Regions from separate parts of the Homo sapiens genome. Here region 1 is linked to region 2. Evidence: chromatin loops called from intact Hi-C (ENCODE). Cell type or tissue: PC-3. All regions are shown on one strand. Each heading gives the region's core, and the rest is flanking DNA. Links, peaks and the distances in the headings are about the cores only.

The links. Peaks named below come from ENCODE experiments on the same cell type or tissue, not always from the same donor. Only the 100,000 strongest peaks of a DNase experiment are listed, where the experiment ranks them.
Region 1: a loop joins it to region 2, with 12 times the contacts of the local background. A loop is called at or near these places in 1 of 110 quality-filtered maps.

The regions. Positions count from the first base shown.
Region 1 is chr4:142,508,109-142,524,020 of GRCh38, forward strand. The region is part of intron 2 of INPP4B (inositol polyphosphate-4-phosphatase type II B); the gene reads right to left. Among named protein-coding and RNA genes, the nearest start is that of INPP4B, 330 kb to the right of the region's middle. In PC-3, for the core only: a CTCF peak has its summit at 11,425; a DNase peak (open chromatin) is centred at 8,893; H3K27ac peaks cover 1,071 bases.
Region 2 is chr4:142,606,091-142,622,002 of GRCh38, forward strand. All of the region lies in intron 2 of INPP4B (inositol polyphosphate-4-phosphatase type II B), which reads right to left. The region is part of intron 2 of LOC101927613 (a long non-coding RNA gene); the gene reads left to right. Among named protein-coding and RNA genes, the nearest start is that of INPP4B, 230 kb to the right of the region's middle. In PC-3, for the core only: no CTCF peak of the experiment used is centred there; DNase peaks (open chromatin) are centred at 8,751 and 9,421; H3K4me3 peaks cover 2,048 bases; H3K27ac peaks cover 3,790 bases.

The DNA of each region.
Region 1 (15,912 bases), core at 6,759-11,758, 98 kb before region 2:
TCTAGGGGCCATCTTTTTGGCATGGAAGCATCAAGAAATGAGGGTAGGAGCCTAACTTCCACGAGCTCCAATTAGTAATAAACACAGATGGCCTAATCACTTTGACCAGCCTTGCCCCTACAATCCTTTAGCACATTTCCACTAGCTAGTCCAGTGTTTAAAAACCCCTCTGCCTCTTGTTTCAGCAGAGTTGAATTTAATCACTCTCCAAGGCTAGAGTGCAGTGGCGCAATTGGCTCCCTGTAACCTCTGCTCCCAGATTCAAGTGATTCTCCTGCCTCAGCCTCCCGAGGTAGCTGGGACTTACAGGTGCATGCTACCATGCCTGGCTAATTTTTGTATTTTTAGTACAGATGGGTTTTCACCATGTTGGCCAGGCTGGTCTCGAACCCCTGACCTTGAGTGGTCTGCCCCCTCGGCCTCCCAAAGTGCTGGGTTTACGGGCATGAACCACTGCGCCCGGCTTACAATAGTCTTGTAAAAAGTTTTGCTGCCTGTTTAACTCCACACAGTTCAAGTTTTCTTTGACAACACTTTATAGTGTTTCAACCATGGCATAGTGGTGTGATAGTTGTGATTAGGCAAAATTATCCAATAGCCTTTCTTGATTATATAAACCAGTGGTTCTCAACCAAGGCCAATTTTGCCCCTTACAGGACATCTGGCAAACTCTCTGAAGACATTCTTGGTTCTCCCAAAAAAAGGAGGAAGTTTGGCACCTAGTGGGTAAAGTCTAGGGATGCTGTTAAACATTTTAAAATGCACAGGGCAGCCCCTCACTATGAAGAATAATTTAATCCAAATGTTAAAGCCATGGTTGGGAAACTCGGCTATAAATAATTAGACTCCTAAGAGCACTCTTCCTAGGCTTCATCCTGGTCAAGGAAATGAGGTTGTGCCAAAAAGCCCACACCAAAACACAACAAAAGCCAGCAACTGATAAATAACTTTTGAAGAGAATACCATTGAGAAACATGAGTGGAACCAATACAATTTACAGAGTATCAAATGATGTTAACACCAAACAAGTCCATGTCTTGAATGATTTAGAATGTGTTCCACTTGCTGACACCGTGCGGGTTCTGTCACTTCCTGACGGTAGCAACGTGGACCAGTTATTTTTAATTTTTATTTTTTAAATTTAAGTTCTGGGATAAATGTGCCAAACGTGCAGGTTTGTTACATAGGTATACATGTGCTATGGTGGTTTGCTGCACCCATCAACCCGTCATCTACATAGGTATTTCTCCTAATACTATCCCTCCCCTTGCCCCCCATCCCCTGACAGGCCCCAGTGTGTGATGTTCCCCTCTCTGTGTCCATGTGTTCTCATTGTTCAACCCCCACATGTGAGTGAGAACATGCAGTGTTTGGTTTTCTGTTCCTGTGTTAGTTTGCTGAGAATGACGGTTTCCAGCTTCATCCATGTCCCTGCAAACGACATGAACTCATCCTTTTTTAGGGCTGCATAGTACTCCATGGTGTATATGTGCCACATTTTGGGAAAACTGGCTAGCCATATGCAGAAAACTGAAACTGATCCCCTTCCTTACACCTTATACAAAAGTTAACTAAAGATGGATTAAAGACTTAAATATGATGGATTAAAGACTTAAATGTAAGGCCTAAAACCATGGACCAGTTATTTAACTCTCAGGCTCAGTTTTCTCATGAGTATAAAGGAGGAATCATGGCCCCTGCCTCTTAGCATGTTTGTAAAGATTCAATAATATGATGCATGCTCACTGCTTAACCCAGTATCTGACTTACAGTAAGCACTCAATATATGATCATACAAAGCAACATTAAGAGGCGAAAATGGGAAACCTAAGAATTTACTACTTAATAAATAATGAGGAAATAAATGGCATCTAATTAAGTCTAGGCCTATCATTTAATATTTTGAGAGCAAACTATCTCTTCCAACACCATTATTTTTATGATAACTTTAGATCCAGATAATCCAGTTTGTAGACATGCTGAGTCACTTTGGATTCATAATCAACATGAAGGTATTTCCTAGTAAGAATCTAATTAGATGTTTAATTTTTCTATATAGAATAATTAACTGCCACTTTGCCATTATCTGCTTTAGAGGTTCATATCAGTTCATTTACTTACACAATAATAACTGATTAATCCAACACAGAATGCCACCAGCTATCATATATCACTGACAAAGGAATAGCTCTTCAGTTAGCCTATACTCTCCCTAGAGGAATTACTAAATTTGCAGATGCTCTTTCAGTAGCTGGCAAGAAAACTTTAGCAGGTTACCTGATTTCATTTTCATTTACTAAAAAAGAAGTTATTATAGCAATAATAAAGAACAAACATAAATTTAATTCACTTGTGGCACATTGATCTCATTTTATTTGGCAAATACACAATAAAATAATTAAACGCCTCTTTTGCACATAGCTTGAAAACCTGTATCAGGATAAGCTGGCTCAAAATATTTGTAGGTAGCTCAGATGCAAATTAATTTGGCTTATTATGTAATGTAGAGTTCTATTGCATTTTCATCACCTACGTATTGAGTAATAGACCTTAAATATCATGCCTTATGTTTTTATTTGTCCCACATTTAGAGCTTCTATTACTTGTATTTGTCTTACTCCTTATTTTCAGTGTGTTCAAGATTACCTGAGTTTCCTCAAGAACTATAGTTGAAACTTTAAAATGCATTAGTGTATGAGAAGTAAAATTATGAAATCCCATTAGTTTTCACTCAACAATTAATTTTTAAAACAATAGGCAAAGAATGTTTTTAAATCACCAAACTAAAATAAACCTAAAGATCAAATACAATGGATTTTTTACTTCCAAATTTTCTAAACTAATTGTTTCTTCAGATAGACTTGTCAGTTCCAAATTGAATGTGACTTAAGTTTCTGAATTCCTGGGAAATGAAGGATGTTTCACCTCATTTTTTATTCCTCTATAAAGCAGAGTTGTATTAAAATTTTCAAATTTCTTTTTCTCTTTATGAGCTCCACAGGGCACATTTTGGTTTGTTCAATATACTATTCCTATTTTAACTTTCTCATACATTCATTTTTTTCAATTTTATTCTAAAATTTCAAGTCAAAGAATAAAATCTCTAATGTGCCAGTCCTCCCTAATGTACTTTTGAAAAGGAGGACATTAGGTGTAACTTCAGTGAGGTACAGATCAGGACATAATGCTAAGAAGAACTAAAAAAAAATTATTATAAAGAGCAGCATAGCTACAGAAGCTACAGAATTACCCTTGACAGTAATCCTAACAGGAAGGCAAATAATCTGCTTGTCATTCTATCTAAAAGAGAAATTTTTTATCATCTAGAAATCCTCTGTAGACATTGTTTGGAAGGACACTCCCTGTAAATCAGAACACATTACAGGTCGTGAGCTAACAAAAGTAAGTATTTTTTTGGAAAACAATACTATAGTATAAGTAGATAGTGTGTTAAGAGTTTAAATCAGTGGTTCTTACCTTTGGTCGGGCATTAGAATCACCTATGGAGCTTTGAAACACTCCAATCCCCAGACTGCCCCCCAGATCAACTAAATCAGAATACTTAGGCTGGGACTCAGGCGTTAGTATTGTTTATTGCTCTCTCACGTGATTCCAATATGCAACCATTTTGAGAACCAATGCTTTAAAAAATAGAAGTCTTCATAACAATTACCACTATAGGATAGAGTTAAAAGAATATTTGCATATATTTTCATAACTGATGGCTACAATAAAACAATTTCCTCTACACCCTTAATATAACATTTAAGATGAGCTTTAAAGTTACTTCTAAAATTGATTTTTAAATTTTTGTACTTTTCTTGCAATACTCCAGCAAAACTTTGAGATTTGTTTGATACATTTATATATCTAAGTTGGGGCAATTTGATCTGCCATAGCCATTTATAAGACACTAAAATATGAAGGTAAACTTTGCTAACCCAATTCAATTGACTCTAGGTGAAATAAAGAAATCAGTCATTGCTCAATCTTAGTTACTCAAAAGCAGGATAGTAGTATAAAATTTAGTATAAGAATATCGTAATACAGCAGGAAAATAACTTCAGTCTTCATATCTTGAAATAAAATCCCATGACCAGTTTATTACTCATTAAAAAATAGCTAAGTACCTTTTAGGTATACAGCACCATGCTAGACCCTGAGGATACAGTTGTAACTGAAAAAATCACAGTTCCTACCCTCATCAACTTACAGTCCAGCTAGCTGATTTTGTAAGTCAGGTCAAAGATTATGATCTCATCTACATACTCACTATAAACCCGATATTACTAAAACATTAGTAATACATCAAGTTCCAAGTGAATCACCATTTGTCCAAATAATATAACATTTTCAGATTGTCTTGGTTGATTTTTCTATACCTTTTTCTATATCCCATCTTCTAAAAGACCAAGAAAAGACTGATAATGTAAACATTACTACTTGAGCTTGGGCAAGTTTATGAGGAAAAAAATGTAGCAGACGATTCTTATATCCCCACCTCCCCAAAATTTTCTGTTCCTTTCTTTGCTGTCTTTTATTATGTCTCACTTTAGTCGTCGTCATCATCATCATCATACCATTATTGTAATTGTCACAACTACCTAAGCAGAGCCTCTAATGTGCAACTCAAAAAGGTATCTGAAAGCAAAAACTGTGGCATTGGAAAATTGTTGATCTATTTCAAACTTTTTTTAGTTCCTGATTATTTTACATTTTCCTTGTAAAAGTAATTTGTGCTCATTATACTGTAGTAAAAGCACAAGAGAAAATTACCCAAAACCCACCACCACGGTAACTATATTTTTTGATATTACTCTAAGCTTTTCTCTATCAAATATGTACACAAAATCATGCTGAATTAAAAATTTGACATATAGCTTTTTAATTTTTTCACATCATATATTAAGAATCTTAAAATGTCATTAAGAACTCTTTATAAACTTCATTTAAAATGGTATGTGGCTGAAATTCATAATATGACAGGGCACTTCAAGAGCTTCAGAATATTAATTTAATGAGCAAATATGTATGCACTGCCTTCTATGTACTGGACACTATTCTAGATTCTGCGGACACTGAAAGAAACAAAGACAAGTGTCTTAGCCCATTCAGGCTGCTTTACCAGAATACCATATACTGGGTGGCTTATGAAAAAACAAATTTACTTCTCACAGTTCTGGGGTGTGTTAGGGGGAAAGCTGGGAAGTACATAATCAAAGTGCCAGGAGATTTGGTGTCTGGTAAACTGTGGCTGTGTCCTCACATGGTAGGAGGGGCAAGGCCGCTCTCTGGGGTCTCTCTCTTTTTTTTTTTGAGACGAACTCTCCCTCTTGTCCCCCAGGCTGGAGTGTGATGGCACAGTCTCGGCTCACTGCAACCTCCACCTCCTGGGTTCAAGTGATTCTCCTGGCTCAGCCTCCTGAGTAGCTGGGATTACAGGCGCCTGCCACCATTCCCAGCTAGTTTTTGTATTTTTGGTAGAGACAGGGTTTCACCATGTTGGCCAGGCTAGTCTAGAACTCCTGACCTCAGGTGATCCACTTGCCTCGGCCTCCCAAGTGCTGGGATTACAGGCATGAGCCACTGCACCTGGCCTGGGGGTCTCTTTTATAAAAGGGCACTAATCCGATCCAGGAGGGCTTTGCCTTCATGATTAAATTACCTTCCAAAGGCCCCCAACGCCTAATACCATCACATTGGGGATTAGGATTTAAACATATGAATTCTAGGGGAGCACAAGCACTTAGGCCACAGCAACAAGATGCCTGCTTTGTGGATTTTATATTCTATTTTGTAGAAACAGACAATTTAAAAAAATCAACCAGGTAATTTCAGATAGTGATTCCTGTTTTGGAGAAAGAAAAATAGTCATGAGATTCCAACATCTTGAGAGGGGCTGGCTAGAGAGGAGAAAGGGGGAAGTGCTTGCCAAATGTCCATCTCCAAGTAGGCAATGTTTGATATGAGAATGGAGTGGTAAGTAGAAATCAGCCATATGAAACTCTCAAGCATATGCAAATGTGGGAAAAGTGGAATAATGCTACCTTCCTGAAAATTCCTAATTGCCTGAAACAGACATCTTCATGAAGGTACAGGAAAAGAATAAGCAAACCTTCAAATGCCTCTTCCCCATCAGCCCTCATGTGGTCTTCCTCAGGTCCATCTCGACTTTAATTTATCCTTTCTTTGAAAGCCACTTAGAAGCCAATGCCTTTGTTACATCATTCACCAATCACAATGAGAACTGCTATGACCAAATTCCTCCCTAAACTTCCAACCAAAGGTGTAGAAACATATAATCCTGAATAAAATCTGTGTTGTCTTTTGTTTTCTGCCATAAATGTTTACCATAAATTTACTATGATCCTTGACATTTCAAATTTATATTGCTGTTATTATTTTTTGTGATAATTTGTAGAGCTGAAGTTTGTCAAGTTTGTATAATGCATTTAGCGCTGTAGTTAAGAGCATGGGCTATGAATGGATGCTAATGGTAAGATCTTACTGAAGCTACTTAGGTCAGCTTCAATTTTCTTATCACAATAATAATATTATTAGTTTTATAAAAGATGATGTAGAGAACTCAGCTTAGAGCCTGACAAAAACAAGCTTCCAATAAATTAATAGTAAGAGTGAGAAAGAGAGGTATACACTGCCATCCCCTGCACACACCATGATTTCTTTTTTTTTTTTTTTTTTTTTGAGACGAAGTCTCACTCTGTCACCCAGGCTGGAATGCAGTGGCGCGATCCTGGCTCACCTCAACCTTTGCCTCCCAAGTTCAAGTGATTCTTCTGCCTCAGCCTCCTGAGTAGCTGGGACTACAGGCACCCACCACCATGCCTGGCTAATTTTTGTGTTTTTAGTAGAGATGGGATTTCACCACGTTGGCCAGGCTGGTCTTAAACTCCTGACCTCAGGAAATCTGCATGCCTCAGCCTCCCAAAGTGCTGGGATTACAGGCATGAGCCACCATGCCTGGCCTTGAGATTGTTTTAAATATTGTATGTATATAAAGATCTTAGTAGTAGCAAAAACAAGGTTTAATTTAGTTATGCCAAATTACTCTTTGAATGGCCTCCTGAAACTCTTGCCTGGAAGACTGTGTGTGGTCATCTAAGAAGGGCTATTCGTCAACTTTCACTCAGATGAATTGTTTAACATGGGATGTGGGGAGCCTGAACTCCTGAAACCCACTAACTCTTGGTCACAGACTTCTTGTCAAGTTTCCAATGCAATCATGGTGGGTCATGAAAACGAAATGCTGATCGTCTTATTTAAATTCTCTCTGGTGTTTCCTTCTGTTCTTAAAGCCCTCATTAAATGCCTTTTTTTTCACACTAACACAAATATTTTCAGAGAAGACTGTCTTGAAGTCCAGAACTCTGCACTTGAAAAAGGACTCCAAAAGACAAGGGGGTGACTAAGTCCTGCACCCAAGGGTGTAAGGGAATTCAGAGACTCATAAGGTAGCCTTCACACTGTCCTCCTCAGCAACCTAGCCCCCGGCCATTGGAGTTAACTCAGAGCAGTGGGAAACAGGGCTCATCAGGTGGGCTTGAGCCAGAAGGCTCCTTCTTTCATATAATTCATATGTGTAAGGATATGATGTTCAAAGGGTTCCATGGCTAAAACCAAAGTCTGAAAACCACAGAGCCAGTGATGTGAATGCAGGCCTTCTAAACTATAGTGTGATTTTCTCATTCTACTTTTTAATATTATTATGGATGTTTGTTCTTGAAAAAATTTAAATGCTTGTTTTATTGGAAATTGCTTAATTAGACAATAAATCCCATGAAAAGGCATTGTTCTAAGTCAAAGATTCATTTTTGTTTTTTCTACCATTATGTGCAATAAACACATTTAAAATGCTGCTCCTGAAGGGATTCATTTATTGGAGAAAGCAGGAGCAGTTGACTAAATTTTTCCATCCAAAAATTTAATTCTCAAAGGGGCAATCCAGTCAGTCAACTTTTCCAGAAAAGAAATTCACCAGATTTCTTGGTTGTCATGAAGATATTCAGGGGAAGGTTTTCAGCAAAAGATCTCTTTTTTTGCTGAAAGTGAGGACTCTGAGGATCTCAATTCTATTACTGCAAACTGGATATTTAATCCCAGGATATAGCCCAATACCAAAGGAATACTGAAAAATAGTCACTATGAACAGAAATCCAACTTAATTCAATGTACATTATTTGTCTTAAACAGGAGCAAACAACTACAGGATACGGGATTTAATAATAACAGTAAAGAGGTATAATGCTTACTATGGGCCAGGCATTAGTTCAAGTATTTATACACATAGGTTCATTTATTCATTACTCCAACCCTGTCAGCTTAGCCCCATAATCATCTTCTTTCACAGTTGTGGGACAGAGAGAGTAAGTCACCAGCCCAAAGTCAGTGTTGGAGCTAGAATTCAAACCCAGACAATCCAGCTCCAGAGATCAACACACAATGTTTAGTTTCAGTGAAATAAGGCAAACAAAGACATTTAGATATTAATCCTGCCAATTTTAAGTATGCTTTTGTCCTTGGTATCTTCCTTTTGTCCCTTTGGATCCACACATTGCTCTGTGCCCTGGAGCCTGTGTGGACAGAATCAGTTAGAGGTGAAAGGACAGTGAGGTCAGGGCATTCATTTTCCTGTTTTGTTTTTTTTTTTCCCCCAGTCAGGTTACTACTGGTTGGCTGCATCCCTCTGTTGAAAGCTACAGCTCCTGTCAAATGACACAGTCCACCCTGGACTCTAGTACTTCTCCCTTCCTCTGCCCCTAATCACCCAGAGATAGCAACAGCTCGCTACTGTTACACTCACAGAGGCATTGCACCACGGTCTATTATTTTCCCTAAACTCTAACCACATCTTTGTAAATACTTGTTTTATTAAACTTTTCCCTACTCACCATTCCAAGAATCTGGGCAAAGCATTAATTTCTTGATCTAGTTTGCATATGACTAGACAAAAAAAAATGCAGCATAACCTTCACAATTCCCACCTTCCACCCTCTGCATACCAGGCCCAGGAAATAAATTCTACAGCAGTCAAAAAGGAGTTCCTTGCTCCCACAACAAGCATATGTGAAAATTATTCTTCAAATTTTTTTCCAGTAATTGAGGTTTGCAAGTAGAACAGTATTTTTATTCTAATAATAGTCATTGGGTCTATTAAAGCACCATGAGTGTCAAGCAGCAGGGCAGTAACAGAGTTATTCATGTTGGGTGTTGGTCTCTTTGAGTTGAATGACCATGCTGAAGCCTTGGTTCAGGTGTTGTAAATCAGACACTTAGCCTAATTAAATACAAAAATATCTAATGTTACGCAGCTGACAATACTAGACAGTTGGCTTCCCGGAACTGGGTAGTAAAATACATCCAGGAAATGTAATCCTATGGAGCAAAGAGATACCAGGTGCATCCTTGCACTCCCTTCAATCAAATTAGCCATTCATCAGAAACAGTGCATCTTATGAATATGTCTTAGCCTTAAACAAAGAAAGTGAGCTTCTAAACTGACCTTAACATCTCCTCTTCAAAACGTCTTAAGTTGCTCTTGCCATTTACTTTAGCAGCCCACCTAGTGATGAGAATGGAGTCTATTTCCATTGAAAGAGATGTAAGAACAATACCCTGAGCCACAATTTTTAAAAAACATGGCCATCAATCCCTCCCTCTCCCCTAATATACCTTAATAGTGCTAATAGCTCTTCACACCTCCACTTCTGGTTTCTATATTGAAAGTACAGATTCATAGCTAAAATTCAGCAGGTCTGGTATTGATGGATGTATTTCCTTTTACCATATCTTGATATTTATAGTGAAATGTATGTAGAGGTAAATTACTCACTGTCTTTACTAATAAATCTTATTGTTTCATTATCACAATGTGTCACAAAGGTCTTAAAATGTAGGAGCACATAACATGTACCAGCAGAATAGATACAATAAGTTGACATCTTCCTGAATTACAATTTCATAGAGCAATGGCTGGAAATGAATCCATAATATATTGATCTATTTCAGCAATTAGCATTTAAATAATCTCTTGGGGGCACTCCTGGGCTAGTAGGATGCAATGACCAAAGATTAAAAGTCAGAAACCCTAAATATCATTCCTCTAATTATAACTCTGGCACCATCTTGATGTGTGACACCAGAGTTTTCCCAGTATAAAATGACAGTTCTATCCACATAACCTGATTGACAGTTATTGGCATGAACAAGTGACTTATAAGCACAAACATTAATATAAAAAAGCATGTGACACTTCACCTAGCAGAAATCAGTCAAATTATTTTTAGTGATTGATATTTTCATTACCCTGAATTATAATTAAGATACAGCAGTTCTTTAAAATTATATACATGCTATGTCTTTCCCTCCCCACCAGTGGTAGCCAATCTCTAAGGTGACTTCCTCTAATGATTGTCACATTCTGTTACACACACACTCACATAACTCTCCCCAACACTGATCAGAGCTAACCTGCATACCCAATATGATATGCAGAAATGAGAGTGTATGACTTCCAAGGTTAGTTTATAAAACTCACTGTTGCTTCTACCTTACTCTCTCATATCATTCACTCTAGGAGAGCCTGTTGCAATGTAAAAAAGACACTCAAGTAGCTCAGTGGAATGGCCCACATGATGAGAAACTGAGAGCCAGCGTCAACTGCCCATCACATAATTAAGCAAGCTTGGTAGCAGACCTTCTTGCTCCGGTCAAGCCTTCAGATGACTGGAACCCCAGCTGACAACTCCACTGTAACCCTATGAGAGCTGCCAAGCTAGAATCACTCAGCCAAGCCACTCCTGAATTCTGGATCCCCAGAGTCTGTGTGAGATAATAAATGTTCATTGTTATAAGCCACAAAGGTTTGAGGCCACTTGGTACAAAGCAATAGATAATTAAGACATTCTTCATTCTAAGTTTTTACTCTATACAAGGTTTATGTCGTATGTGTATATATCCTTTCTGCCACCCCCTAACATACACACAACCATCTTTCAAGCAAGTCCTCCGTATAGGAGCACAGGAAAATATCCAGGAGCAATAGGTGGGCGTGTACACTTTGATAATCACACACTTTTAAGGAATTAAAACTCTAAGTTATTTGTGTCCATTGCTATACCTGCATACATAATGAGGCCCATCTGTAAAATTTCCTCATACAAGAAATTATTCACAAAATTAAATATCACATGTTTAATCTTCATTAATATATATATGCTAATTAATTTGTAGCACAATACATCATTCCATTTTCTTACAGTAGCATAAGCAGACTACTGCTGATATAATTTTATTACCCAGGTGGTTATAAGCATTGAGTTAATGTCTTGTCATTGACTTCTGCTAACTGGCAGAATTGAGTTGTTTCATACTATTTCAGCTGGCAGTGAGATAAATGAGTTACACAGTTAAGAGGGACATCTGCCTGAAATACTGATAAGCTGTAGCAGGACAGTTTAAAGCAAATATGAATTCCTTCAGCAGCAGAAAATTTTTACACAATTATTAACTGTAACTTCACTGTGAGTCATGATCACATTATATAAAAATGCTAAAGTACTAACATTACCAGAAGCACTCAAAGCACATAATCTATTATTCATTCCATCTGTCCTTTGTCTTACATAAAATTAATTTATCATTAACATTTCAGATCAATGTTAAAATATGATAAAATTTGAGAAGATAAACATTTACTCTTTATATCACTATATTTCCAAGACTAAAACGACAAAGCAGATGAAAGATCATATCTTTGAAAACTTTTGGATACCTGAATAATCTCTGTAATAGAATTGATTAAAAACTGTTTTCAGTATTAGTTTCCAATACAATAATGGTTTGAAAACACAGATTATTTTATTAGTATTGATGTAAATTTCTTCTATGAAAATCTGGGTTCTAAATTAACCTAAACAATATTAAAGGTATTAAATTATATTACAATAAGATTTCAACTCTATACAAATTATATTTCTGCAAAGCACAGATGTTTTCTTTTGTATAAGTCCATGAAACAGCTTTTAGAGCGGCATGAATTACAGCAAAATAAAATTTATAAAAAATGAGATTTAAATGTTTTATCCTTCAACAAATAGCAGCATAATTTTACCAAATACAAAATGGTATAAAAGGTAATCATTAGGAAATGAGAATCACAAACTGCTCTTCTGAAACATTAAGATAGACAAGGGTTAGCTATTCATCATAGGTACTAGATCTTTACACATAACTTTAAAAATTTGATATTTTCATTTAATACCCATATTAATACATTTATAAATTATTGAAGGAGTAGGGATGAGAGGTGTTTGCTTCTGACATTAACTTGGCTAAGGGAGCCTTATATGTGTGGCAATACGTAAGAAATAAAATTTCAAGTCAATAAATTTTTGCTTAGTCAATTCTATTTACTTTATTTATTATTGTATTAAAATTGTACCCTTGCTAACCAATGAATTTAAGATGTGTATAGCATTCAAAAATATTTAAATGAATCAATTATTTAAATACAATGGTAAATTGGACTTACACTTAATATAGTTTTAAAAGGGTTAAGTTATTTTACTCTGAGAAATTATTGATGATATAATTCTGAGAAATCTGATGCACTGAATTTTATCTACTACCCATATATTATTAAAGTATAATTTCTCCTCAGATTATTTGAAAATATTTGTTGAAATAAATGAATGAATAAATGAAGGACAGATGTCTACAGAAACAGGTCTGGCAAAGTTTTGGCATAAATATATTCCATTTGTTTGAAAATAAATACCATTGACCTTATGATCTTTGTGTTCCTTAGATTTGCTTTTTAGTGCCATATAAAACTGTGTGCAAGGGCAATTTTTATTACTTCTCTCCCTTGACCCCAAACCTACATTAAGTATGATGACCTACACAATAATTTCTCAGAAAAATCAAACAAACCCATCAAAGTATTACTTTTATATCCATTATATGTCTACCTAAAAGGGAATAAGACTTTGGTCTCGGTATCAAAGAGATGAAAAATATAATCAGGAAAATTAAGTTAAATTACATGAAACAATTAGGGAAAATTAAGTGCTGTGATGTATAACAGCATTTCCCAAAATATCCATGAGTTGTTAATAGATGTTTCATTAAGACAAAAATAAAAGGATTCCATGGTAAAATAAGATTGGGAAATATTTCATAGCACATTATCCTCTTGGCAATTCATATTTCCATTAGCATATTAATGATGGAAAAGTTTTGCAGCAAAGAAAATTCTTGTGTTTTAACCAAGAATATCCAAAATTTATTTCAACCCATGAAAAACCTTTGTTAAATTTTCTATTTTTAGCCATAAAAAATTTCAAAAATCCTGAAAAGTGAAGAGAAAAAACTACAACAAGTACTGGCCACATTAATCTAACAGGCATTAGCACTTTGCCATATTTGGTTCAGATTTTTAAAGCTACATAATAATGAAACATCACTTATACAATTAAGGCCATCCTGACCCCTTTTGTTTCCTTCTTCCTTCTTCAGAGATTACCAGTAGTCTGAAATTGGTATGTATTCTTCTTGTCCATGATTTTATACTTTCGATTCATATATTTGTATTTACAAATAATACATAAGATTTCTGTGTTTTAAACTTAAAAAATATCATTTTGTACACATTGTGAATTAACTAGTCTTACTAGTCTTATTCAATATTTACATTTATGTGGTATATCTATGATAATGCATATAGAATTAGTTCATCTGCTTTAACTGAGAAATTGTATTTGTATAAATAGAGTCCACAAAATACAAGTTAATTTGTTTGGTATTGAGAAATAATTTAAAAGCACAGAGTGGTGAATTAACTAAAACATTCTTCATCCTAATATCTGTATCACAACAGTGGATTAGAATCTTGCCCTGTCACTTGACTGGCTGTGTGCTTTGGGCAAGTTATTTCTCCTCTACTGGATTCAATATGCATATATGTAAAACAATGACAATATTGCCAACTTTTTTTCTTTATGATTTACCTTTGATTTTATTTACCATTTCTTTTGTTGCATTTTTAAAGGTTTTTATGTTTATCAATTTTTAAAGTTTGTATTTCAGTATCTTATGTTTTCTTCTAAAATTTTCAGTTTTATTTTTCAAATTGAGAATTTTATTCCATCTACTATTGTGTCATGTAGACATTTACTTGTCCCAGGAACATTTCTTTCCTTCTTTCCCGCCCCCGCCCCCCACCCCGAGACATGAGATTTCCCTATGTTGCCCAGGCTGGAGTGAAGTGGTTATTCACAGGCATGATCACAGAGCACTGCAGCTTTGAATTGGCCTCAAGACATCCTCATGCATCAACCTCCTGGGCAGCTGGGACTACAGGTAATCAACACCACTCCTGGCCTTTCCAGTGATATTTCTTGGTTAATCTATCCCTTTGGTACTGAGTTCCAATGCTATATCATCATATGCCAAGTCTGTATAATAAAGGGGATATCATTAGTAGATGAGAGAAGGGAGACGGTTTACTATATCACCTGCTTAATCATACAAGAAGGGCTGCCTGAAAGAAGTGGTGGCCTCAGGTGGCATCTGAATATAGGTTGGACACAATAAGAACATGGGTTTTCATGTCAGACTGACCTTCATTTATATCCTTTCTGTAATACCCATTACAAGTGAATTAATCTTACTACAAATGAATTTCTTCACCTATAAATGAAGCTAATACAACTTATCTAATAGTATTATTTAACAAGCTACTATATTTTAAAGTGGCTACCACAGTAACTTGCATGTAAAGGGTGTTCAAAATAGTGGTATTGAAATCATGTGATTTCTTGTTGCTAGTAGCAGTCATGTCTGATTAGTAGCTGTGAGTTTGAAAAGAAAAGATGGAATTCCAAGGAAAGCAAAGGTAAACTGGAGCATCGCTTGACTAGAAAGATGAGAATTAGAGTTGATTCCAAGCTGTGGTTTGGAGGACAAGATATAACAAAAATTGAAGGTAGTAGTTTAGGACAGAGGTTCTCAAAGTTGTTCCAGCATGAACAGCAACAACAATTACTGAAAATTTATTACAAACGCAAATACAAACCCCAGACCTACTAAATCAGAAACTCTGACTCTGACGTGTGGACCAACAATTCATGTTTTAACTAGCCCCCAGATAATTCGAATGCATACTCAGGTTTGAGAATGTGATGGAGCATGTTTGGAGTATGATGAGTGGGAGGTGATGCTGAGACACAAGGTGAACATGATGTAAGAGGATTATCAGAACTGAAGATGTACACTTGTCATGCAAAGGGCTGAAATTCTTCTTTTCTGATGCCTTTACTTGCTTTCAGTTATAGGTTTTATTTTGCTGAAAAGCTTCCCAATCTCAGAATAATTTCTCAGCTTTCAAATTCTCCTTGCAATCCACCTACTTGGCAAAGCAAGGCCAGGGTTGTAACCCTTAATCAGTCTCCACTCTTCCCACAATGTCCCTCCTGCATTGCTCTCCTCCTGCTTTTAGCTTTTCTTTTTTCAATAAAAGTATGTATTATTTTTTCTTTTATTATTATACTTTAAGTTTTAGGGTACATGTGCACATTGTGCAGGTTAGTTACATATGTATACATGTGCCACGCTGGTGCGCTGCACCCACTAACTCGTCATCTAGCATTAGGTATATCTCCCAATGCTATCCCTCCCCCCTCCCCCCACCCCACAACAGTCCCCAGAGTGTGATGTTCCCCTTCCTGAGTCCATGTGATCTCATTGTTCAATTCCCACCTATGAGTGAGAATATGCGGTGTTTGGTTTTTTGTTCTTGCGATAGTTTACTGAGAATGATGATTTCCAATTTCATCCATGTCCCTACAAAGGACATGAACTCATCATTTTTTATGGCTGCATAGTATTCCATGG
Region 2 (15,912 bases), core at 7,176-12,175:
GCAGCAACATGGATGGAACTGGAAGTCATTAAGTTAAGTGAAATAAGCCAGGCACAGAAAGACAAACAGTGTGTATTCTCATTCCTTTGTGGGCACTAAAAAACTTTAATCTCATAGACATGGAGAATAGAACTAGAATGATAGATATCAGAGACTGGGAAGGGTGGGGAAGGGATATATGAAGGGAGGTCAGTTATGAGTACAAACATACAGTTAGATAGAAGAAATAAGTTCAAATGTTTGACAGCAGATCAAGGTACTAGCAACAATATTACATATATTTCAAAGCAACTAGAAGAGAGGACTTGAAACGATACCAACATAAAAAAATAATAAGCAACTCAAGGTTTATCACTCATGATAAACCCCAATTACCCTGACTTGATCATTACACATTCTTTGCATATAAAAACACTCACATGTACCCTATACATGTGTAAATTTTTATATATCAATAAAAGGGTAAAAAAAGAAGCATTAAACAATTTTAAAATATCAGATTAAAACACAGCTGTTCAAATACATATTTTCAAATATTTTGGATCCTTAAGAATGTTTGCCTAAAGGAATTTTTCAGTCTTTTCATATGCAACACTCTGGCCTTGAAAGTGCTAAAATTCCATGAGGAAGCTGCTGGCAATGTTTCTGTTTCATTAGAGAAAAATACTAAAATCAATTTTCTCCGGACTCAGATCAAGTAAGAATCACTGCAAATGACAATTTCAATTATCTGTGGTGCATATATGTCTTTTAAGCATTTGAAAATCAAAGGCAAATTTTTTAAAACACAAAGAAAGGTAACAAATTGTTTAAATTTTACTTTTGCTTTTTTACTTATTAAACAATAATGCATAATCATTATAGAATAATTAGAAACCTAAATATACAAATAAATAAATCTAAACTATAAATAAATCTATATAACATTATGTCAATATGATTATTAACTTATATTTGGTAATACTGTTTTCTATTTTACATATATGGTATTATAATGAAAATATAATACTATATCCAAATTTGTTTGCTCAACATTTTTTGCATAAATATATCCTCATATCTTTCAACAAAAAATAGAAAGACAAACTTTAATGCTGTGTAAAATCTATCATGTAGATATTCAATAATTAAATTAATCATTCCCTTTTTGTTGAATGTTGTGGTACTATATGGAAAGCAGATAAGATTTTATTTACATATAAAAGTAGTCAAATATATGCAAATGTTTAAATGAATTACTCTATTAAAGGCTATAGCAGTAGCTTTTTCATTACTATACACTCTGAACATCCTCTAGTTAGGTAAGTTAATAAGAGGCATCTAGAAATTGCCACCTATTTATATGTATATGTAGCTTTACATGTTGCTTAAGTGCTCTAGTCCTGGCTGACATAAAGCTTGATACCATCGTTATTAGTCTGCATCCAAACCTCTTGGTCTCTAGAGAATATATATTGGATTTGGATGCTGGTCTGTCCAGCTGATCCAAAATAAAAATATAACACTATTTTTTCCAGATGTCTATGTACAAAACAAGTTTAAAATTAATAATATATTAATGCTCTGTGTACAGATTTATAGTACTTTCAATTTTATTTTGCACATTCACATTAGCCTTGTTTTACAGGGCAATTATAGAGAAGATATACAAATTAAGACAGACAATATACTTTTTTAAAAAAGAAGAACACTTATAGCTTCCAGGATCAAGAGAGTTGAAGTCATAAAGCCTGCTAGGGATGAAGAAAAGACAAGACCTTTCCACTATTACCCTTAATTCCTCAATAAATCAGTTTCTCAACATGAATGGTTATATTCCTGTTCTATGGGGCAAATGGCAATAGCTTCCTCTATGGACAAAGACACCATGAAACCTTCCCAGGACATCTGCATCCAACCTTGTTCTATGCTTCGCAGGCACTCTGCCACCCCAAAGATTTTCCATTATCTGACATATTTACTGCTATATTTTCAGAGCACAAGCATTAAAGAAGTTGTTTGGTTTTTTGTTTTAAATAAATGAATGAATCATCAAGGGCCTATTGTCTTCTAATTATAAACAGTAGAGTGACTGCTGCACCTGCCATTAGTTAATGATTTCCTAAAAATGAAGGCAGAGGTTTCCTTTTGGAGTTTTCTGGCAGAATTACCAGGACTTCTTTCCTTTATTGACTCTTTTGCATAGGACAAAAGTCAATAATAAAGGCAATTACTCTCTCACCTTCATGAAAATACCACACCTTTGGCATTATAGTGAGTTGGAAGAAAATGTATTAAAAACAAACATGATAATGTCAATGGCCTAAAAAATATCTTTTCTTGACACCAACATTCTGGAATATGCAGGATTTATGAGTTTTCTATAGCTTCTAACTACATTTTTCTTTCTTAATACCCTATAATCTTCCACCCATTGCACTTGAAATCCATCTCTGTCATATTCTCTACTGTATTGCCAATGCCTAGAATGCCTAGAACAATACTTGGAAGATAGTAGGTGCTCATTAAATATTTGTGGACTTCCTAGGTTACAGAAGTACCCTTTGGTCTCCACTTGCTCTCCCTCTGACCTACTCTGTACAACACCCTCCAAGACTTATCATCTGGAAAGACCAGTTTCGTTGAGTCCCTCTCCAACCAAAATCTCAACAGAGTCTGCTGCCTTTGACAACTGCATGCACAGCCATTAACTGTTACTTTCAAGATCCTCTCTGTCTTCACTGTATCTCACCTTTCTAGCCAGTGCTGCTATACTAACTTCAAACACACACTTTCTGTTCCCATCATGCTTCCTCAGTGTCTGTTCCCCAATCTCCACTCTTGTCATATTATGTGTATATTTGAATCTTCAGGACTGCTCATCCTCGATTTAGAGGAGCCTCCCTTCCTTTTTCCCATCTCAAACTCTTATTATGCTTCAAAGGAAGTTCAGTCTCGCTACATGAAGTGCCTTTTTCTTCTTACTCTATAATGATATTTCCTTTCTTTGAATCCATATTTCCTAATAATTTTGTTCTCTTATTGTTTTCTGAGGTTTCTCTCTTCAGTTAGATTCCCTGCTTACAGCTCCGAATAATTTTCCAGTAATGGAAAATATTATTAAATATAAATATTTATTTATATTTAAACATAAATACTTATTTATGTTTATTGTAATTAACACTAAGACCAAAAGGCTGCATATGGAAGGATCAGAGCATGCTGAGGTTGCCTACTAATTGCTGAGAGGCTCATTTAATTCATCAGCCAAAATCAATTTGAATGTTTCAGCTCAAAAAGAACAGAGGTTTTAAGTATGTGATTCTGTGCACATAAGTAAATGTGAGTTTTTATCCTAAAAGAAAAAAAAAAGTTATCTCTCCTGTTTCTCTGGGATACTTCCCTTTCCCCTTTTCTCAAAAGATTACCATGTTAGCCTCACATTGGTGGATATCATATCAATTCAAAGTCTTTAAAACTTTACTGATAGGTCCCTGAAATGAATACTTCTAATATTGTCTCCAAAAGGCTTTATCACTGATAAAAATTATGATTCAAAATGTTTCTCCAAAAAAAGCTTATCTAAGATACCATCTATAAATATCCATGATGCTGACTTCCTAAAAACCACTTATCTGCTTAGTTGCACTTATTATTCTAATTTCACACATACTCATTTTCTCTTGAATAGGAAAACTGTTTCTTGAAGAGTCAACTGTTTTCTCAGCCCTTTTGATACTGCTAGTTTGCTTGCTCACTGTTCATAACACTCCCAGGCACCAGCTGAAACAGAATGTAATTATAATTTCCTAAGAAGTAGTGAATAGAATAGCCTTCTAACATAGCACTTTCTAGATGATGGATATGTATAATTTGCACTGGTGGATATGGTAGCCACTACCCATATCTGGCTACTGAGCACTTGAAATTTAGCTAATGGGATTGAGGATATAGATTTTTTTATGTTAGTCAATTGATATGGCTTGGCTGTGTCCCCACCCAAATCTCACCTTGAATTGCAACAGTCCCCATGTGTCAAGGGTGGGGCCAGGTGGAGATAATTGAATCAGGGGGGCAGTTTCCTCCATACTGTTCTCATGGTAGTAAATAAGTCTCACGAGATCTAATGGTTTTATTAATGGGAGTTCTGCACAAGCCCTCTTGCCTGCCACCATGTAAGACGTGCCTTTGCTTATCCTTTGCCTTCCACAATGATTGTGAGGCCTCCCAGCCATGTAGAACTGTGAATCCATTAAACCTCTTTCCTTTATAAATTACTCAGTCTTGGCTATGTCTTTATTAGCAGTGTGAGAACAGAATAATATATTAATTTAACCTCAAATAGCCATCTGAGGGTAGTGACTACTGCATTAGATGGTGTAATTTTAATATAACCAACACTGTTAAGATTGTATATTTAATAAAAATTAAGAGGATAAATAAATAAGACTCAGAATAAAATGACATTTATTTTAACAGCATATGCTTTTCATATTTGTAAATTAAAAAAATTTAGACAGAGTGTTCCCTATATCTATGTTTATAGCTATACTCCTAATTAGTTGTGTGGTATTAGAAAAACTGCATTATTTTTATGGACCTCAAAAGTTTAGAACACGTGATCACCAACTTTGAAATTATTTGATTCTATATTGATCTTAAACTTATTACCCTGAGAATATTTTTGAAAATTAACTGAGAAATATATATATGTATGTGTACACACACACCCACACATTACAAACTGAAAAGTTGCATGCCAATGGAAGCATCATTTTTTAAAAAAATAAGATTCAGGTTCACCAATTTTTAAATCTACTAGGATTTTGATGCTGAAACCTTAGTTCAAAAGCTTTCTTGGACCACCACAAAATATGTATTAGTCCATTCTTGCACTGCTACAAAAACATACCTGAGACTGAGTAATTTATAAAGAAAAGAGATTTAGTTTGCTCACAGTTCTGCAGGATATACAGAAAGAATGATGCTGGTATCCACCTGGCTTCCAGGGAGGCCTCAGGAAACTTTCAATCATGGCAAAAGGCAAAGGGGAAGCAGGCATGGCACGTCTTACATGGCAGGAGGAGGAGCAAGAGAGAAAGAGGAGAGGTGCTAAACACTTTTAAACAATCATGTCTTGCAAGAACTGACTTACTCTCAGGAGAACAGCACCAAGGGATGGTGCTAAACCATTCATGAGAAATCTACACCCATAATCCAATCACCTCCAGCCAGGTTCCGCCTCCAACACTGGGTGTTACAATTCGATGTGAGATCTGGGCAAGGACACAGACACGAACCATACCAGAATATATGCTGGTATTTATAAGCATCTGTAATATTTCATGTTTGTTTGTTTTGTTTTGTTAGCTTCAAGGAAAAGTAAGTAATGGTAAGTATATAACATACTCATAACTATGAATTAAACACTTTTATCTGGCCTAACATTAAAATACATATATCTTTTATTTTTTCGTTTGTAAAAAAAAAAATTATTTGTGTGCAAAAAATAAATTGGCTTTTCAAACACTTAATTTTCCTTCTGGAAGTTCTGTTTTTTCTTTTTTCTTTTTTTTTTTTTTTTTTTTTTTTGAGATGGAGTCTGGCTGTGTCACCCAGGCTGGAGTCTGGCTGTGTCACCCAGGCTGGAGTGTGGTGGTGTGATCTCGGCTCACTGCAAGCTCTGCCTCTGAGGTTCAAGCGATTCTCCTGCCTCAGCCTCCCAAGCAGCTGGGATTACAGGTGCACGCCACCATGCCTGGCTAATTTTTGTAATTTTAGTAGAGATGGGGTTTCACCATATTGGTCAGGCTGGTCTCGAACTCCTGACCTCAGGTGATCCACCAGCCTCAGCCTCCCAAAGTGCTGGGATTATAGGCGTGAGCCACTGCATCTGGCCTGGAAGTTCCCTCTTTAAGGACAGGTTTCTGTAGCTCACTGTATAGCATACACAGGTTTACATGCATTATTTTTTTGGACCTCAATAGGTTTGCATACCCTATTTGCACATGCAGGTATGGTGATCACCCCTCTTCCACCCAATTAACAACCTTCAGGAGAAAAAAATAGAGGAAGGAGAGGAGTGTTTGCTGGTTGCAGCTCTCTAGGAATAGCCAAGGAGTTGGCAAAGGAAGCTCACTCTCCCTGCTGCTTCTGCCTCTGAAGTGAGTGATCCATACTTTGGTAAATGAGATGATTCATTTGTATGCAGAAAGAAAATATTAAGACTCTTGCTTATATTTAGTTTTTATAGAATAACTAAGAAAGTAATTAGGCCTCGCAATTATTTAACACATAGTGTGTAGAGACTGCTATTTGCCTACTGCAATATCCATTCTTTATGTCTTAGTCCTTCTTGGCTATTAAAACAAACATGCCATAGACTAAGTAGTTTAAAAACAACAGAAATGTATTTCTCACTGTTATGAAGGCCAAGAAGTCCAAGTTCAAGGTACCAACATATTTGGCGTTTGGTAAGGGCCCAATTCCTGGTTTACAGAAATCCTGAGATTAGGTTAGTGTAAAAAGAATTGCAGTTTTTGCCATTTTTAAAAGTAATGGCAAAACTGCAATTATTTTTGCACCGACCAATATAGCCTCACATGGAGGAAAGGGAAAGAAAACTCCCTGGGGCCTTTTTTATGAGGGCACTAATCTCATTTGTGAAGGCTCCACCCTCATGACCTAATCATCTCCTAAAGGCCCCATGTCCAAATATCACCATGGGTGTTAGGATTTAACACCCTATGAAATTGGTGGAAAAGAAGCATTCAGTCTGTAGCACTCTTCTCACTTAGTAACAGAACCCTGACTGTTAGCTCAATATGTTGTCACTTAGAACGAAAAGTTATTATTTCCTGGACCTATTTCTAGCTAAGTTTTGGCCCCTATATGCAATCAGAAATAATGTAAGTGCCATATAGAAAACTTCCTCAAAGGGAAGCATGGCCTTTTTTCTCCTTTCTTTCTTCCTGCTAATTAGAATGTGAATGTAATGGCTAGAGATCCGGCTGCTGCTTTGTACCACGAGGGAGCAGACCCATGTTGAGAACAGACATTCAATAAAGAGAGAGCTTTTCTCCCTGATGATCAGAGACCTACCAGTCTTTAACTGTCAATCTACAGATTTCACATGGAAAAGAGATACAATTCCATCTAGTTTAATACACTACTATTTGTTTTAAATACTATTTCTGCAATATGCAGCTGAACATAAGCGAAACTGATACATATAGATTTGTGAGTAGTACATTTTATAAGGTATATATTAATATGAAGATAACAAATGCATGCTCTTTATTTTTCACAGGATATACAATAAAATAGTTTGGAGATTACAAAACTAAAAGACTGTTACATGCTCCTGCCAAGGTCATCTATATCTGGAAATCAATAGAATTTCATGAGTTACCATCATACATACACTGATTATACTGCAGTAGACTCTCAGTGTGTAGCTATGGCTACAGATCCTTGGGAAATCTAAAATTCACAACACATATATCTTTGTAAAGACCCTTGACTTTTCATAGACATAATTTCTGTCCAGAATCTCATGTTCTGTGAATATATCCTTCCATCACATTACAAAGAGAAATGTTTAAATCATTTAACAAAAAGCTATACAATAACAAATGGAGAATGTAAAAAAGATTAATATTTAGATGCTGGGTGCTTGGCTAGCTTCACTTGTCATTTAATAACTTAGTCCTACACATCAGCCTCATGGTGCATATTACTCACATACCTTAAATTGTAAAAAATCAGATATCATGATCTTCAAGGTTATTTGCAAATGGTAAGTCCTCCAAGGCCAAATTCACAAATAGAAAGGGTTTGTTGTATTAAGAGCCAAACTTCCACTGCATCCCACCATGTTATACTAAGATTCTTAGTTAATACAAACCTATACTTAAACACAGTGGTGATGGTTATAGGAACGGGTAGCAAATAAATATCAAGATAAGTTCTTAATAGTAACTGAAACAGCATAGTGCTGGTATAAAAATAGATGCACAGATCAATGGAACAGAACAAAGAACCCACAGGAGGCTGAGGCAGGAGAATCACTTGAGGCTGGGAGGTGGAGTTTGCAGTAGGCGAAGGCCACTGCACTCCAGCCAACATGGGTGACAGAGCAAGACTCTGTCTCAAAACAAACAAACAAACAAACCCAAAATAAAGCTACATACCTACAAGCAAGTTGTCAAAAATATACTCTAGGGAAAGAACACACTGTTCAATAAATGATGCTGGGAAAATTTGATAATCATATACAGAAGAATGAAAGTGAGCTCCTATCTCTCAGTATATAAAAATAACTAAAGATAGATTAAAAACCTAAATGTAAGACTTGAAACTATAAAACTCCTGGAAGAAAACCTAGGAAAAACTCCTCTGGACATTGACCTAGGCAAAGAATTTATGACTAAGTCCTCAAAAGGAAATGCAACAAAAAACAAAAATATAGAAGTAGGACTTAATTAAACTGAATAGCTTCTGCATAACAAAATAAATAATCAACAGAGTAAACAGGCAACCTACAGGATTAGTGAAAATATTTGAAAACAATACTTCTGACAGAGGGCTAATATCCAGAACCAAAGGAACTCAAACAGCTCAACAAAAAAGAAACAACCACATTAAAAAGTAGACAAAGGACATGAACAGACATTTTTTCAAAAGAAAACATACAAGTAACCTATAAACATATGGGAAAAATGCTCAATATGAGTAATCTTAAGAGTAATGAAAATTAAAACCACAATGAGATACCATCTTACCCTAGTCAGAATGACTATTACTAAAAAGTCAAAAAACAACAGATGTTGGTGAGGATGCAGAGAAAAAGGAATGCTTATAGACTATTGGTGGAAATCTAAATTAGTACAACCTCTATGGAAGACAGTATGGAGATTTCTAAAGAACTAAAAATAGAACTACCCTTTGATTCAGAAATTTCACTACTGAGTATCCACTCAAAGGAAAAGAAATCATTATATCAGAAAGAAACCTGAACTTGTAAGTTTATCGCAGCACTATTCATTTTTTATTTGTTTATTTATTTTTATTTTAAAAGGTTAGTTCTGAGTCAGTATGACTGACTATGTACCGAGGAACACAATCTGAAGAGTTCCTGAGAAAGTGCATCTGCAGAAGTTAGACTGCACTTTGGTTTTATACATTTTAGAAAGGGAGGAGGTTTTATACATTTTAGAAAGGAAGGAGTTACAGGCAAAGTAATAAATCAATACATGGAAGTTATATGTTGATTTGATCCAAAAAGATAGATATCTACAGGTTATAGGTGGATTAAGAGATTCCTTAATTTGCAACTGGTTAAAGGAGTAAAGCTTTGTCTACAAATTTGGAGTCAGCAGAAAGGAATGTTTTAAGTTAAGATAAGGAAGTCTGTTAACCAATAAACTAGGTCAGAGTGACCTGTAGGGATGTGTGAGTTAGCCCTTGTCTGGCATGGCCTTAGGTCCTATTTGTGATTCAGTATCTTACTGTCACGAAGAGTCCACCTAGTTAGTCTCATGATCTCTATTTTTATTAATTTTTTATTAATGCGAGTCAGTTGTGCCTAAACTCCAAAAGGGAAAGGGTATAACAAGGTACGTCTGACCTCCCTTCCCATCATGGCTGGGAATTCAGTTTTTAAGGTTTTTCTGAGGTCCCCTTGGCCAAGAAAGTGTGTCTTCAGTCAGTGGGGGACTTAAGATTTTATTTTTAGTTTACAACTTGACAGTTTAACTTTTTCGTAGGGGTTGAGAGAATGCTTCCTCTCTGCCCACTGAAGGTTCACAGAAAATAAACTGACAAAAGCCATATTAATAGGAGAAAAAAAGGCATACAAATTCATAATGTGCCTAAACACAGAAGTCATATACAAAATATGAGACTTAAAGAGGGGCCATATGTTTGAGGCTTAAATAATCTCTTTATATGGGAGAGATGTATGGACTCAGGTGTTAGATATTATTTTATAAATGATTCTATTTGGAAGCTAGATGGACAAGGTGAGGGGCAGAACTACATAAAAACAAAGATTGACATTTTTATGCAGATAAAGCCCCCCAACCCTCACCCAATGAAATCTCTTGGTGCTGCCCTCGGAATGGATGAAATGTCTATCTCAGTGTGGTGATGACTCCCAGTTTCTTCTCTTCTTTGGTAGTTTATCTTTCCCAGTTATTTGATGAGATTCCTAGAGAGGGAGTCTTAAAACATAACACATTTCTTTTGGAAATAAGCTTTCTTAGATAAAGAAACTTCAGAGAGATATCTCCCAGTGCTTCTGTAAAGAGGATCAGAGAGAGGGAGGCAAGACAAGGTCGGAGAAAGCCAGTAGTTCTGAAGCTTATTTCTGAGACCTCTCAATTTTTAAGGCGCTTAGCATGTTCTGAGACCTCTCAATTTTTAAGGTGCTTAGCATGTTAAAGAGCCATATTTTGGGGAATTATTTTTGTACCCCAACACTTCTAAATTTTAGCCATTCTGGTGACCATACATTTTTGTCTTATTTTAGTTTTAATTTATATTTCCTTGAAAGCTGAAGATGTTGAGCATCTTTTCACGTGCAGCATTATTCATAATAGCAGTCATGGAATCAACCTAAGTGTCCATTGATGGATGACTGAATTTAAAATATGCTATATATACACCATGGGATACTACTCAGCCATAAAAAAGAATGAAATCTTGTCTTTTACAGCAACATGGATAAAACTGGGAGCCATTATCCTAAGTGAAATGACTCAGAAACAGAGAGCCAAAAACCACACGTTCTTACTTGTAAGTGGGAGCTAAAGAGCAGGTATATATGAGCAGCCAGAGTGGAATAATAGACACTGGAGACTCCTAAAGGTGGGGAGGGTAGGAAGGGTATGAGGAATTAAATACTACCTATTGGGTACATTGTGCAGTATTTGGGTGATGGGCACACTAAAAGCCCGAACTTCACAGCTACACAATCTATCCTTGTAAGAAAACTATACTTTTACCTCTAAGATCTAAAAAAATAGAATAAAAATTTAAAAAATAAACCCTCTATTTGCTCAAACATGCATAAACTGAGAACCCTCACACTCCTAACCCATTATCATTTATTCTATTCAGTGGCTTTCCTGGAATATCAGGAGTTTCTAGCCTACCAGAATACTCTGTGCCTACAGCCGCACTATTTCTATTGACAAATTGACACACAAAAAAGGCAGATCTCATCCATTCCCTGGCTGTGGAAAGATGAACATAGCTGACATACATTCGCTCCAACTCACACACATGCATAGCTGATCTGCACCCACCTTCCCTTAGGTCACAGGGATGACAGCTGGAGGCAAAATGCTCAAGGGCAGCAACCATTGCTTGCTGCTCAGAATATAATCTCCCCTCCCTTCAGCAAGACCAGGACAGCACCAGAGGCAAAAGCTCACGGCTGGAGAGACACCTCTAGCACAATCTTCACACCTAGAGTGGAAGGGACATGAGTTTGGGTAACATAAAGAGAGAAGGCGCTGCCATTAATTTCATAAAGGTTAGCCCGTGAGCAATAAACAACGAGCTGGCATTATCCTAGGCACTGTCTGTCTGCTTCCCAAGCACATGACTCCTGGAGTTCAGAGAAAACAGCACAGATGAAAAGGGAGAATATCCCTGATTAAGTCATCTGCTAAAAAATAGTTACAATATAAATCCTATAGAAAACCCTGTTTAGAGGATACGCTTAGCATCTCTCACCTTGCCAAGCTGGATTGAATTAACACAATTTCCAGGCAATGCAATAGAGATAACAGCATAAAAGTTGGAGATTCTCAAGTCACTTGTCACTCTTCAGGTTTTGTCTCCTTTTGTTGAAATGAGCTAGTCCAAATTATTATAATTTATCAATAAAAATATCATACTTAAGAAGCATTATGGCTAAATGTCATTACAATGATGGAATGGTAATTCAAATCATCCTTTTTAAAGGGAATTAAAGAAAGTTAGATTTTATATACTTCATGTGCTATAGTAATATATCCAATGGGGAACATTAAGAAATGAATATTGAAAGACTTAATATTGTCAAAATGTCCATATTACTCAAACTGATTTACAGATTCAATGCAATACCTATCAAAATATCAATGGTACTGTCTACTGAAATAGAAAAAAAAAATCCCTAAAACTTATATGGAACTACAAAAGACCTTGAATAGCCAAAACAACTGTAAGAAGAACAAAGCAGGAGAAATCACGCTTCCTGGTTTCAAAATATAATACAAAGCTATTCTAATTAAAACAGTATGCTGCTGGCATAATGAAAGACATATGGACCAATGGAACAGAATGGAGAACTCCTGAAATAAGCTCACGCATGTATGATCAACTGATTTTTGATAAAGGTGTCAAGGATATGCCAAAGGGAAGGCAAATTGTCTCTTCAACAAACAGCACTGGGGAAACTAGATACCCACATGCAAAAAATAAAACTGGACCCTTTTCTTCCACTATACACATACACACAAAAATCTCAAAATGGATTAAACACTTAAAAATAAGCCCAAACTATGTAATACTCATAAAAAATAGAGGAAAATCTTCATAACATTGGTCTTGACAATGATTTCTTGCATATGACACCAAAGCATAGGCAATGAATGCAAAACTAGGCAAATGGGACTATACCAAACTAAAAAGCTTCTGCAGAGTAAACAATCAACAAAATGAAAAGACAATCTGTGGAATGGAGAAAATTTTTTGCAAATACTATATCTAATAAGGGATTACTATCTAAAATAGATCCTTCAACTCAATGGCAAAATAAATAAATAAATAAATAAATAAATAACAGCCAAATAAAAATATGCAAATGACTTGAATATACATTTCTCCAAAGACCACATATGAAAGGCCAACAGATATATGAAATGCTGCCCAACATCACTCATCACCAGGTAAACGCAAATCAACACCACATTGAGATGTCACCTTACACCTCTTAAGATGGTTTTTATCGAAAAAGACGAAATAAGAAGTATTGGCATAGATGTGAAGAAACTGATTATTTGTGCCATCCTGAGAATGTAAAACAGTGCAGCTGCTGTAGAAAACAGTATGGAGATTCCTAAAAAAAAAAATTAAAAATAGAAATACTATATAATCCAGTAATCCTGATACTGGATATTTATCCAAAGGAATTGAAATCAGGATCTCAAAGACATATTTCCACTCCCATGCTCACTGAGCATGATTCACAATAGCCAAGATGTGGAAACAACCTACATGTCTACTGACAGATGAAGGGACAAAGAAAATATGGTATATACATACAATGGAATATGATTCAGCCTTTAAAATAAAAGGCAATCCTGCCATAGGCAACAACATGGATAAACCTTGAAGACATTATGCTATGTGAAATAAGCCAGTCACAGAAGAATAAATGCTGGATAATACTACTTAAAGGAGTTATATAAAAGAGTCAGGGAGTTATATAAAAGGTTCAAACACACAGAACCAGAGAGTAGAATGGTTGTTGCCAGGGGATAAGAGGGAAAGGGAAATAGGGAATTGCTATCCAATAGGAGTAAGGTTTCAGTTATGCAAGGTTATTAAGTTCTAGAGATCTTCTGTATAACATTGTGCCCACAGTTAATACTGTATTATCCGCTTAGAAATGTGTTAAGAGGGCAGATCTCATGTTAAGTGTTATTACCACAGGAATACCCCCCAAAAGGAGAAATGAATATGAGATTAGAGATTATATCTCAGGAGTGGATAAGAAAGGAAAGGAAGAGAGATACGTTTATTTTGCCACAAAGTAAGGATACTTTCTGAAATGTTTGAGCTCACATGATTTAACACAGAATCATAGTCCTAAAATTTAAAACCAAGTAAGAGTAGTAGGACTAATTTAACCTAACCTCGTTTTTTAAAGATGAAGAAACTGGGTTTTACGAGTCAAAAAATAACAGATGCTAGCTGCAGAGAAAAGATAACTCTCATACATTGCTGCTGGGGATGTGGAAAGCATCGTGGAGATTTCTTAAAGAAATTAAAACAGAACTACCATTCGGCCCAACAATTCCAACAATGGGTATATACCTAAAGAAACGTAAGTAGCTCTACCATAAAAACACATGCACACATATGTTCATTACCACACTAATCACAAGCACAAATACATGGAATCAACCTAAATGCCCATCAACTGTGGACTGGATAAAGAAAATGTGGTACATATACACCATGGAATATTACACAGCTGTAGAAAAGAGCGAGATTATGTCTTTTGCAGCAACATAGATGGAGCTGGAAGCCATTATCCTAAGTGAATTAATGCAGGAACAGAAAACCAAATACTGCATGCTCTCACTTATAAATGGGACCTATACTTTGAGTACACACACACACAAAGAAGGAAATAATAGACACTCGTGCCCACTTGAGGATGGAGTGGGGGAGGAGAGTGAGGATCGATAAACTACCTATCAGGTACTATGCTTATTAACTGGATGATGAAATAGTATGTACAACAAACCCGCATGACATGCAATTTATCTGCAGAACCTACTTGCACATGTATGCATTAAACTGAAATAAGAGTTAAAAAAATAAAGATATGAGTATTAAAAATAAAAAAAAGTTAAGAATGCCCATAGAATTTTACAACTATTTAGCAGCAGAGTCAAAAGAAAAATTCAAGTTTTCAGATTTTGTTCAAGTTTTTAATTGTTTCATTATTTTCAGATTATTCCTTGTGTTTCTGACTTTAACCATTTAATTTTTTTCAAAGACTCACTTAAAACATAACCATTCGGGGAGTTTTTTAGATGATGGAATTGCACTGTATTCTGATTGTGTTGGTGGTTATACAAGTCTATACATGTGTTAACATTCATAGAACTATAAATCAAAAAAGTAAATTAAAATATCAAAAAAACCTTAAATGCTATTGAAGGAGCTTTTTTTTTAAATCTAGTGTATCTGGATTTTCATACTATAATGTCTTAGTTATATCCAGTAGGAAACCAATAATAAAATGCAGGACATTTTAGCCCCTTTGTCTATTATTCACTGATTCTGATTATTGCGTGGTCTGCTACTTTATTATGCAAATTTTCTACCACCAAATATAAACATAAAATAAAGAACTAAGAATGGAGTGTAAATCCTTCTTCTTATTATTGACCAAATCTGCAAAAAAATAGAATACTGTTTGTGAGAAACTTAGCAGTAGAGAGGTAAGTGATGTAGATCTACTAAAAGATTTAGAAAATTATATCTGTTTAGGCCAGTCCTAAATAGCTCATGGTAAAATAGATGATGATTACAACCACACACCACTTATACAGTCCCCGTGCACTTGAAATTGCTTTAGATGGGTGTCAATTATATCTAGCCCAGATTCAGGAGGAAAAGAAATATTTTTGGATGTCAATCATCTGTATTTAATACTAATATAAGAGATAAATTCAGACCATAGCAGAGTGGAAAGGACATGATTGTAAGAGTTACTCAGTGGGATTTAAATTGCAACTTCACTCTCTTCTCACTCTGAGAGATTTGACAAGCATTTATTTTTTAACATCTCTAAATCAGTTTTCTCACAAATAGAAAAATCCTTCCTACCTTGCTGAATAATGATGTGGATTAAATATGATGTAATCACATATTCTATGTACATAATAAAATATCACACATACCTTATAAAAATATTATGTATAAAAATATTATGTAATAAAATATAATTATGTATATAAACAATAATATTTAACATTTAGTGTTTGCACGTTGCACATGATTATTCTCAATGCTTTAAGTAGTATAACTTACTTGTCTGAAGAAAAAAATCTACAGGCAAGTGTTGTTAATAGCCTACTTTTACAGGTAGAAAAACTAAGACAGAAGATTAAGTAACTTAATGAAGGTTATACAGTAAGTAAA